2 separate regions of the Homo sapiens genome follow, and region 2 is linked to region 1. The links are chromatin contacts, found by Hi-C or POLR2A ChIA-PET in ENCODE. All regions are on one chromosome and are shown on one strand. The core of a region is the stretch at or near the end of the contact, and the rest is flanking DNA. Distances in the headings are between cores, read along the strand shown. Region 1 holds the start of SLC38A10 (solute carrier family 38 member 10). Region 2 holds the start of MCRIP1 (MAPK regulated corepressor interacting protein 1).

Evidence for each region. Hi-C counts contacts between places; a loop is a spot of excess contacts on that map. ChIA-PET counts read pairs that join two places held with the same protein, here RNA polymerase II (POLR2A). Pooled maps may share reads with other maps.
Region 2: a loop to region 1 is called in a map with no recorded cell type, with 11 times the contacts of the local background. The contact joins the promoter of MCRIP1 here to the promoter of SLC38A10 in region 1. A Hi-C loop is called at or near these places in 1 of 37 single-sample maps with no recorded cell type and 5 of 50 pooled maps. POLR2A ChIA-PET finds 5 or more read pairs at or near these places in 2 of 52 experiments (A673 and Panc1).

The regions. Positions count from the first base shown.
Region 1 is chr17:81,293,791-81,296,854 of GRCh38, reverse strand. It overlaps SLC38A10 (solute carrier family 38 member 10), which reads left to right and starts at 1,548. Exons shown (of 16, transcript NM_001037984.3): 1 at 1,548-2,032. The coding sequence starts at 1,934. RefSeq lists an enhancer at 883-972 and silencers at 1,633-1,902, 2,003-2,072.
Region 2 is chr17:81,831,731-81,834,794 of GRCh38, reverse strand. MCRIP1 (MAPK regulated corepressor interacting protein 1) reads left to right here and starts at 1,504. Exons shown (of 5, transcript NM_207368.5): 1 at 1,504-1,557. It overlaps PPP1R27 (protein phosphatase 1 regulatory subunit 27), which reads left to right. Exons shown (of 3, transcript NM_001007533.4): 1 at 1-31; 2 at 142-292; 3 at 943-1,303. The coding sequence ends at 1,066. RefSeq lists enhancers at 1-473, 987-1,500, 2,527-3,040, 3,041-3,064 and silencers at 1,096-1,215, 1,326-1,885.

The DNA.
Region 1 (3,064 bases), core at 299-2,798:
AAGAGGGGAAGAAGGTGCTGGAACTGGGGAGGAACTGAAAGGGAGGATCTAAGTCTTCGGTAATATTTTGTTCTTAAAGCTCAATAGCGGGTCCATGGTATTTGCTATTTGTGAAAACATACATGTAAATTGCCCAGCCTACCTCGCATGCATAACATTTGATGAAAATTACATAATAAAAAGGAGGTTATGGAATGTGTATGCCATTTCATTTATATAAAAGTAAATGGGCTGGGTGCGGTGGCTCATGCCTGTAATACCAGCACTTTGGGAGGCCGAGGTGGGCGGATCACCTGAGGTCGGGAGTTTGAGGCAAGCCTGGCCACCATGGTGAAACCTGGTCTCTACTAAAAATACAAAAATTAGCCGGGTGTGGTGGCGGGAGCCTGTAATTCCAGCTACTTGGGAGGCTGAGGCATGAGAATAGCTTGAACCTGGGAGGTGGAGGTTGCAGTGAGCCAAGATCACACCACTGCATATACAGCCTGGGCGACAGAGCAAGACTCTGACTGAAGAAAAAAAAAAAAAAGAACGCAGGCATTTGTTATTTTGCCTGCGTATTTAATTAGTCTTTACCCAGGCATTTCCTCCTGTTCTCCTGAAGGTGGGGCACAGCCTTACTTGGTGGCTGCACTGCCAGTGCCTGAGGAACGGGCCTCTGTTCTAAGACACCTGGTCCTGCAGGTGCTGCAGACACGGCCTCCTTTCCTCCGCCGTCCTCCCCCAGCAGCCTGGAATCACTTGCTGCTTCCCAGCCATTCGGTCTACGCGCTCATTCATTAGACTCAGAGTGAGCAGCTAGGTGCCAGGAATCCACAGATCTATCGGGACCCTTCTCTGTTCTCTCCTCTCCCCGGTCTCCATTTCTACCCGAGGAATTCTCATTTGTCCTTCAAGCTCCAGCCTAGAAGCCACCTCCTTCTGGAAGCCCTCCCGGGTTTCCCTGTTCATGTAAGCCTCCACCTCTCCTGTCCCCTCCAGGAATGTCCCTTGCTCTTTTCGTGTGAAAAGGTGAAGTTCAACATTGCCACTGATCTGGGCGCAGTTCGGCAGGGCACCGCCTCCCCTTGGAGCTGTGTGGCCTTAGCGGAGTGGCCGAGCCTCTCTGTGCCCAGCGTTTCATTCCTACCTCCTAGGTGCTAATTCCTCACAACAGACTATTTTTCGGCTGAGGCAGTCAGGGCCCCCGCCCCCGTGCCCTGGCGCCAAGCACTCGCCCCAGAATCGGTCCTGGGAATAAAGGTCAAAAAGGAACCCTTAAACCCGCTCCTCCCCGGAAGGCACAGCGCCTCCCCTTCTCTCCAGCCCGCGACTGCCCATCCAAACCGAGGCCTCGCGGGGCGAGTCCCTTGTCCTCCAGCTCGTTGAACTGGGGCCCCGGGCACAGGTCGGCTGGACCAGCTTGGCGAACCGGACAGCTGCGAGACCCTCAGGTGCCCACCGGCCCAGTTTCCGCCCGCCCCTCCGGGCCCGCCTCTCATTGGCTCGCGTCCCACCAAACCCTACCCCCTGGCCGTCACTTCCGGGCAACGGAGCCCGTGGAAGGCGGAAGTGTGAGCGCCGCGGCGGCAGCTGAGTTGGGCTGAGGTGTCCCTAGCTGGCTCTGCGGCTCTTCCGGGTCTGGGCTCGGAGATTCACAGGCGGCCCGCGAGGCCGAGCGAGGGACGCATGGCCCTGAGGCGGCCGCAGGGCTTGGCGGGGTCCGGAGGTTGACCTCGCCCCCGCAGCCGGCCTTCGAGGCTGCCTCCTCCAGGCAGCCTCTGGGGCCCGCGCCCGCGCCTGCTCAGGCTCCCGTGTTCAGGCTGCCCATCCCCTCCCCACCGGCGTCCCGGACGTTGGGACCTGTGACCGTGGCCTCGGGCTGGGCTTCCAAAGCCGGCCGCAGCCCGGCGACCCCCGAGGCCTCTCGCCCCGGGCCCCTAGACCTCTCACTATGACCGCGGCCGCCGCCTCCAACTGGGGGCTGATCACGAACATCGTGAACAGCATCGTAGGGGTCAGTGTCCTCACCATGCCCTTCTGCTTCAAACAGGTGAGTCCGGTGGGCCCGGAGATCACCGCCCTCGCCTCCCCCGCAGAGGGGGCGTCTGGCTGGGTCGTCCTGGTTAAAGTTCCCGCCGGGGCAGGGCTTCGCTGGGCGGGTGCAGGCGGCCGCGGGCGGGGCGACCCTCTGGGTCCCGGCGCAGTTCCCGTAGAGAATCCGTGGATGAGAAGCGCACGGCGTTGGCCCTGGCAGCCCTTGTCAGCCCGGGCCGGAAAGTTCCCCACACTCAAAAACTCGATACCGAAGCAAAGTGTAACAAAGCAAAATGATCCTCCAGAATCGGAAGGGAACGGTGGGACTCCGTATTTTTACATTTTATCGTGTTTTTAAAAACTCTGACCCAACTGCACCTGTCTTCAGAAGCACACAACTCACCACTCCCAGGCTTCGACACTAGATAGGGACCTTGGTTGCAAGGTGATTAAAAACATCCACCAGGTTATACACCTAAGATCTGCGTTTCACAAAAACCGCACATTTGGCAGGGGGTGGTGGCTCACACCTGTAATCCCAGCACTTTGGGAGGCCGAGGCGAGTGGATCACCTGAGGTCAGGAGTTCGAGAACTGCCTGACCAACATGCTGAAACCCCATCTCTACTGAAAATACAAAAATTAGCCGGGGGTGGTGGCACATGCCTGTAATCCCAGATACTTGGGAGGCTGAGACAGGAGAATAGCTTGAACCTGGGAGGCGAAGGTTTCAATGAGCCGAAGGTTGCAGTGAGCCGAGATCACGCCATTGCACTCCAGCCTGGGCGACAGAGGGAGACTCCGTCTCAAAAACAAAAACAAAAAACTGCACATTTGATCTAATGTGTGCAGACGTTACCACAGTTGGAAAAAATCTCAAATACAAAAAGTTTAGCGTCATTCCAGCATTGAATAACACATGAAAGAAAATGGCCATTTCTAAGTGTCATCTGTTTAATCTACAATAAACAAGCATTTAGTGCTTTGGAAAAGAAAGGCTGACTGAAACGTTACCAAGTAGGTAGAAAAATGAAAACAACATGTATATT
Region 2 (3,064 bases), core at 255-2,754, 540 kb before region 1:
AAAGTCTCCCTGGCCACCATCCACCCCTCAGGTGAGCAAAGCCTGGAAGAGCTGGCCAGGGCCTGTGGGGTGGTGGGAGAGGCCAGCAAGGAGGACCTGACCTGGGGCTCAGTCTTGACCCCTCCCGTCCTCCCTGCCCAGGCCTGGCCGCCTTGCATGAAGCCGTGCTCTCTGGAAACCTGGAATGCGTGAAGCTGCTGGTCAAATACGGGGCTGACATTCACCAGCGAGATGAGGCGGGCTGGACACCCCTGCACATTGCCTGCAGCGATGGGTACCCTGACATAGCCAGGTGAGGGGGCCCTGGGTCTACACAGGCTTGAACCCGACCCCTCCGGGCCTCAGTGGGTCCCCAGGATGGGAGCCCCAAAATGTAGCCCGGGTGGTGTCGGCAAGAACCCTAGAGGCTGGGGGCGGTGGCTCACGCCTGCGCCTGTAATCCCAGCACTTTGGGAGGCCGAGGTGGGCGGATCACCTGAGGTCAGGAGTTCGTGACAAGAACCCTCTCACTACTAAAAATACAAAATTAGCCACGCGTGGTGGCGCGCGCCTGTAATCCCAGCTACTCAAGGCTGAGGCAGGAGAATCACTTGAACCCGGGAAGTGGAGGTTGCCGTGAGTCGAGATCATGCCATTGCACTCCAGCCTGGGTGATAAGAGCGAAATTCTGTCTCAAAAAACAAAAAAAACAAAAAAAGAACCCTGCAAACCCTAGAGGCTTCTGGAATCCTGTTTCTGCCTTTGTCCTCAATAGAACCAACTTGAAAAGCTGGCCACAGCTTCCAAAGGGTCAGGTTTCTTCCTCCTCACCCTACCCGGACCTTAGGACCCCAAGGTGGGGGACACACAGGTGACCCCAGGACTCTGGCCCTCTGACCCGGGTTGGGGCGAGCACTCTCCTGGCTCCTCCCCGCTTCAGCCAGAGCGACCTTTACACCCCAGGTACCTTATCTCCCTGGGAGCGGACAGGGATGCAACCAACGACGATGGCGACCTGCCCTCCGACCTCATCGACCCGGACTACAAGGAGCTGGTGGAGCTCTTCAAAGGGACCACGATGGACTGAGCCAGCTTTGCCCGCCCGCCCCCGCGCCCAGGGCCGCCTCCCTGGAGAAGCCGCGCGTCGCCCATGGGCCAGCACGTGCCCCACCCGTGGGCCAGGGGCGGCCGGACCCGTCCCTCCACGACCCCGCCACCCCTCCTAGGCCTGGCTTTGTCCCCAGGTGAATTTTTTACTGTGACACTTTTTACTTTTTCAATAAACGTGACTCCCAGGTGAGGGGGCCTGGGTCTACACACGTGGTCCCTGTGGTGGTGTCCTGATTACTGGGCTCTGGCCGCTCCCAGTGGCCGGCGGCGCTCACCGTTCGGGCCAGGGAGGTCCGGAGCTTCCGCCACGAGCCCCAACCCCGCACGGGAATCCCGGCCGCCCCCGCCCTCCGCCAGCCGGGCGGTCACGTGAGAGCGCGCTGCGCCTGCGCCTGTGCAGCCCGCGGTGGCGTCACTTCCGGCGGGGCCTCCCAGCTGGAAGAGGCGGTGGCGGCGGGTCGGGGCGAGGTGAGGCGGGTGCGGCGCCGGGCGGCGGGGACGGGGCGGGGCGGGGCGGGCGCGGCTGGGCCCCGCCCTGGTGTCGCCGCGCGGCCGCGGGTGCCCTGCAGGGCCGGGCGGGGCCGGGCGCGGGGGAGTGGCCGGGCAGCCGGGGTCCGAGGGAGGGGCCCGCGTTCCCCGCCCGGCACCTGCAGGAGGGCGCGGCCCGCGGGGCGCCTGGGAGCGCGCGTGGGGAGGGCGCGGCTCGGACTGAGCGCCTTTCCCGCCCAGGCAGGGGCAGGTGCCGGGGACCCAGCGCCGCCGGACGCTCGCAGCGGGCCAGCCTTCTGCCGCCGTCGGGGCTTTGGGGCTGACAGAGCCCCGCTTTCCCGGTCTCCTGGAGGGACCGTGCCTGAGGATGCCTCCGATTCTCGGAGCGCCGCGGGCCCGGCCGTCCGCATTCTTTTTCTGTCCATTTTTCGGCCTTGCCCTCTTTCCCGTCTCCCCGGGCGGTGATGCTGGGCCTAACGGGGAGAACGGGGCCTCCGCCTGCCTTCTAGGCACTCACTGGGCGGTGGTTGTGACCGCGGGGGCGGGAGCCATACGGGGCACGGGCTGTGCTTCTCTCCCTCCTGCCCCTGGGTAGCCGTCGCAGGAAGGTGGTCTTTCAGCTGGATCCCCAAGGATGAGTAGGATAGTTTTGGGCAGAGAAGACAGCTTGACCAAAGGCCCTGAGGTGTAAACAGGGACCAGTGAGTGGACTTTGGGTGGGATGTGGCGAGAACGTGTAGAGAGGGTGGGAAGTGGGACGTGAAGGAAGAGCCAACAGGGCTGGATTTGGGGCGAGTCAGGGGAGGTTGTGGTTTGAGTGGGATCAGGATGGGGAGGAGGGCGCACACGCTCAGGCTGTTGCTGCCACCACCCAGGGGAGAGGGTGAGGAGGTGGTGCAGCGCTTAGAGGCTTTCCCTGGGCGGTCTTCAAGGGACCACGAGGTGCCAGTGTGGCAGCTGTGACAGCCGTATCCTCGTGCGCCTGCTTGGGCAATAGATCATTTTCTAGCCTCGTTGGCTGAAAAAGACACAGAACACGAAGAGAAAGTGGAGTCTTAGAAACTTTGAATCTCAGAAACTCCGGAGGAGCATGGTGACTAGCGATGGCGTCACTGATTCTAACTCTGGAACCTCACTATTGTCACGTTGCTGGAGTGTTACCTCATGGCCTGTTCTTAGGCATGTGGCTGTGTGGGGGAAAGAATTTGGGACTGGGAGGCCAGAGACTGGGGTTCTGTCCCCTCCCCACCTGGAAGTCTCTAAAGCCCTTGGGTCCCCTGGAGGAGGAAGGTTCTACATAGTTCTACCCAATGCGACTCCCCTCCCTATCTGGAGGGAGGGCCAGTCTCTGAGCAAAGCCACATGGGTATCAGTAGGGAGTGGGTCTTTCAGGGAGTCCAGAAACCTGCTGTAGGGTGCAGGCAGAGTGGAGGCAGACTTTGGGAGGCTCAGGCCAGCTGCAGCATTCGGGCTGAGCCCCAAATGC